2 separate regions of the Homo sapiens genome follow, and region 2 is linked to region 1. The links are chromatin loops, found by intact Hi-C in ENCODE. Cell type or tissue: heart right ventricle. All regions are shown on one strand.

Region 1 (2,500 bases):
CGTGAAACTCGGAGAGTTAAAGAAACTTGCTCAAAATTATAAAGCTAATGATGGGTAGAGCTATAGCACTGCATGTAAGAAATGCTTCTCCGCAGTGAAGGTGGTTGAGAATGAGGCCGCAGGGTGGCTGATCAGAAGTCTTAATGTTGCTTTCCAATATTTTTTGAGCTGCACTATTTAGTTGCAGTTTTCAAATAGCTCCATGAAAAGCAGACAAAAAATTTTAAAAATGCAAAATGATTTCTTGCTGATTATTTTCTTTGGTGGAGGAGGACTGGATTATGATGGTGACTATACTAATATTAATGGATGTTATTGAGGACTTAACCATGAGACAAGCACTGCTGAAGCACATTTAATCCTCCCTACAACCTCAAGTATGGGATAGGTATTATTTTCTTCCTATTTTTCTACAAATGAAATAAATGTAGATAAAAAGCTAAATAATTTCCCCTAAGATCACACAACTATCAAACAAGAGGGCCAGGACTTAACCTCCATATAAGGTCAAAGCCCATGCTCTTACTGAGATATTTTACTGACAAAAATAAACAGCAAAGAAATGTTTACTTAATTTGGTGGATTTGTGATAAAAATTACACCCAACTCCTGATTATTCCATATAAATATATCTTCTCCAGTATAGCTCCAAGAATGATTTGTCAGTGGTTTCATGGCATAATATGTTATACCTATAATGAAAGCCTCTTGTGAAAGCATAAATATTTCCTGGTAGACAAAAAAATGCAAGGAATGGGGGTATACATGTTTCCTCACATATTTTGACTGAGATATAGATTCTCACTTCACTTTTTTTGTTTCATCTAATTGGTGAAAAGCAGTAATTTTGTTGATACTTCCTTAAGGTACCTATGACCTGTATAAAATGCTTACATTTCCTTACTGCTTGTACACATTCAGCCATAAAAACAAAATGGAGAACAATTTAAATTAAATTTCATCAGTTGTTCAAATACATGTCTCTGCTCACACCTTCATGATGAATAGTAGCAGACAAGCAACACAGCTAATAAGTTATTTTAATAGGATGATGTAGCAGTGTGTGAACTGCTAGCTCCTGGGAGCGTGAGTGACAGATTCCAGTTCTCATTACTGTGTAGATTAGTCTCAGAGAATTCATTAGTGCCCAGTGGGGCAGCTCTGTTGAGTGCTCTTAATTTGGAAAAAGAGACAGGAGGCCTATGTGCCCAAGAAACTCTAACGGCAGATATGGAGTTGAAGGCTTTTAGAGCAAGGGACTCTTCTGAGGAGATGGCAATTACTCACTGAGTTTTTCAGGTGACTGGTGACAGCTCTCTTCCCTTTAGTCTGTGTCAGTAGATATAATAGAAATAACAGAGGACTATTGGATTTCACCTCACCTACGAGGAGGCAGGTTTAATGCAGAATGTTTCAAAGTTACAGTATGTCCATATAAATTACAAATAACTTTTTGATTTTGTAGGATGGCAGTGAGCAGAAGTAGCATAGAGAAATGCAATTTATCAATAATCGTGATATCTTATTTTTAGACAATAGTTTTAACCCCTTCCACCAAACCACGAAGCAAGCTTGGTGTTGATTTATTTAAAATCTTATGTGTGCTATTTCTGCCACATCATAACAAACACAAACAGTGTTCTTATTTCTGGGCACTTAAAGGAACCAAAATAGCACTCTTCGTATACTATTAAAAAGCTTCCAAACTTTTTTGACTGAAGCCTGTAGTAAGAAAGATGGTTTACATACAACCAATACCCATATACATGTAGGTATTTATATAAGTGAAACTAAAGTTTTTGTACATATGATGCACTCTTATCTGCGTTATCCTATTTAAATATCTTCCTTTACTCTATTTTATTATGCTGTACTGTTTCTTTTTAGAAATGTTGGTATTTTTAAGATGTTGATTCTCTTTTAAAAAATTATTTAAAAATTGATTCACCAATTATCAAATAAGATCTACAGTTTGAAAAACTGCGTGAAAGAACCCTGTTTCAGAGCAAAAGCCTTTTCATATCAATTTTTGAGAGAATAATAATGTATTTATTGAGAGATTATTATATGCCCCAGGTGCTGTGCCACTGCTTTATGAAGCTTCTTATTGAATTTACTCTTCACAACAATGATGGAAGTAGATATTGTTATTTCTATTTCTTACATAAAGAAAGCCAAGCTCAGAGAGGTAAAGAAAGTTGCTCTAGTACACACAGCTAGAAAGTAGTAAAGTTACAATATTGGCACATAGTAGGCATGTAATAAACATTCATTGAATGAATTTATGAATCAATCAATATTTATTTATTTATTTATTCATTTATTTATTAGAGACATGATCTCACTCTGTTGTCCAGGCTGGATTGCAGTGGCCTGATCCTATCTCACTGATCTCACTGTAGCCTTGAACTCTTGGAATCAAGCAAACCTCCCACTTCATCCTCCAAAGTAGCTGGGACTACATGAACATTCTACCACACCTGGCTAGTTTTCAAAAGTT
Region 2 (2,500 bases), 310 kb after region 1:
AGCACTTCTGTCCGGCAGCCCTGGAAATATCCTGCCCATGTAGAGAACTGCTGGGAGACTCATATATCTGAGTCACCAAGGCAGGCTTGGTGACTCAGCCTCCATCCCACAGTAGATCCTGACAGGGCTCAGTCTCAGCTCCAACCCCTCCCTGCCACAGTAAGGGAACTATCCCACCTATGCAAAGAACTTCTGGGATTCGTGTAAGTCTGAACCACTGCAACGGGTGTGTCTGCCTCCATCCCACAGCAGATCCTGGAAGGGCTCAGTCTCAGCTCCAATCCTCTTGCTGGGAACTATCTTGCCTGGACAGGGAACTGCTGAAAGAAGCATCCATCTTAATAATACCGGAATAGGCTTGCCAGCTCCTGTCCCACAGCAGACTGTGAAGGGGCCCAGTCTCTGCTCCAGCCCCTCTCACTGCAATTTAAGAACTATCCTGCAAGTACAAAGATCTGCTAGGAGATTCATGATCTGTGCACTGGGACAGACTTGTTAGCCTCCAATCCACAGCAGATCCTGAAGGGCCTCTGCTTAGCTACAGCCTCTCTCTGCTGCAGTCCAGGAGTAATCCTGTCTAGGTAGAGAACTACCAGAAGACTAGCCAGTCTGAGCAACTGGGACAGGCTTGCCAGCCTCCACCATCCCACAACAGATCCTCAGCAGATTTTGACAACAGGCAGGCACTTGTTCTGACATAGGAGGGAGTTTAACCAGAGTGGTCCCTAGCCTCAAAGCCTACTTTCCTACCCCACTGATCATTTCTAATAAGCATTTCTATTGAACATAAAAATTGGTCCATCCACCCCAATCCACTTAACCTCAAGGACCCTCCTGCAACCCTGTCCAACTGCTGAACTCAAATAAAGGAATACACCCTGTGGCCAAGGCTGATCAGAGGAAATTTCTGTGTCCATTCAGCAGCTCGGCCTGATTGCAGAGCTCAGACGGTGGTCCTGTCAGATAAGAGAACCTATGTAGCTACCCCAAAAAAATTCAGAGCAAAGGTAGCAGGCCAGCTTTCTACAGAACCTAAAAGCAAGCTGTGTCTGCTAAGGGTTATTACTAGCTGGCCCCTCCAGAAGTATAGGCTAGAATAAATAGTAAAGTTCTATCCCTGCCAACGAACACCTGTAAAAGCTGGAAAAGGTGGTTGTCTCCACAAATGTGCAAACACCAACACAAGGACACAGGATTACAAAGACTCAGGAAATCATGACACCTCCAAAAGAAATGAATAAAACTCCAACAATGAATCCCAAAGAAAATGGAATCCATAAAATGGTAAAAAAAAAAAAAAAAAAAGATTTCAGAATAATCCTTATTAAAAAGTTAAATGGGCAGCACATGGTGGCTCACACCTGTAGTTCCAGCAACTCAGGAGGCTGAAGCAGGAGGATCCCTTGTGCCCAGGAATTCAAAGCTATGGTGAACTATGATTTTGTCACTGCACTCCAGTCTCCAGCCTGGGAGACAGAGTGAAACCTCAACTCTTTTGGGAAAAAAAAAAAGTTAACCACAAGAATATATAAATAGAAAATTAAATTTTGAAAATACATGAACAAAATGAAAAGTTTGACAAAGAAATAGAAACAATTAAAAAATGAATATCCAGGAGATGAAGAATACAACGACTAAACTGAAAAATGAAATAGGAAGCTTGAACAGCTGCCTTGAGGAAGCTGAAGAAAGAATCAGTGAGCTTCTAGATGGACATTTGAAATCAGTCAGAGGAGCAAAGAAAAAAAGAAAAAGAGGAAAGGAAAGAAGAGGGGAGGAGAGGGGAGAGGAGAAGAGGGGAGAGGAGGGGAAGAGAGGGGAGGGGAAAGGAGGGGAAGAGAGGGGAGCGGAGGGAAGGGGAGGAGAGGGGAGGGGAGGGAAGGGGAGGGAACGGGAAAGGAGGGGAGGGGAGCCTATGGGGATTATGGAGCACCATCAAGAGACCTAACCTATACATAATAGGAATTAAGAAGTAGAAAAACAAAGTAGGTAGATGCATATTTAAAGAAATAACAAATGAAAAGTTCCCTAATCAGAAGGAAGCCAACATCCAGGTACATGAAGAAAGGAGATCTCCAACCAAATTCAAACCAAAGAGGAGTTGACGATAACATGTAATTATCAAACTATCAAAAATTAAAGAGAAAGAAAAAATTCTGAAAACAGCAAAAGATAATAAAGAAATCACACATAAAAGGGTTCCAATAAAAATAACAATAAACTTCTTAGCAGAAACCCCAGACCAGGAGAGAGTGGGCTGATATATTCAAACTGCTCGGGGGATGGGGCGTAAAAAAATGCTGCCAACCAAGAAGACTTTACCCAGCAAAGATGTCTTTCAAAAATAAGAAGGAAATAAAAACTTTCCCAGACAAGCAAAACTTTTACAACATCCCATAAATTTTGGCATACCGTGTTTTCATTTTTGTTTGTCTAAAGATATTTTTTAATTTCCCTTTTAATTCCTCAATTGACCTATTGGTTGTTCAGGAGCATGTTG

What was found. A loop is a pair of places that touch in the nucleus more often than their neighbours do. Peaks named below come from ENCODE experiments on the same cell type or tissue, not always from the same donor. Only the 100,000 strongest peaks of a DNase experiment are listed, where the experiment ranks them.
Region 2: a loop joins it to region 1, with 2.0 times the contacts of the local background. A loop is called at or near these places in 3 of 110 quality-filtered maps.

Annotation. Positions count from the first base shown.
Region 1 is chr5:83,403,141-83,405,640 of GRCh38, reverse strand. No RefSeq gene overlaps it. Among named protein-coding and RNA genes, the nearest start is that of VCAN, 67 kb to the left of the region's middle. In heart right ventricle, no CTCF peak of the experiment used is centred here; a DNase peak (open chromatin) is centred at 1,110; H3K27ac peaks cover 1,616 bases.
Region 2 is chr5:83,093,690-83,096,189 of GRCh38, reverse strand. All of the region lies in intron 1 of XRCC4 (X-ray repair cross complementing 4), which reads right to left. Among named protein-coding and RNA genes, the nearest start is that of XRCC4, 17 kb to the right of the region's middle. In heart right ventricle, no CTCF peak of the experiment used is centred here; no DNase peak of the experiment used is centred here.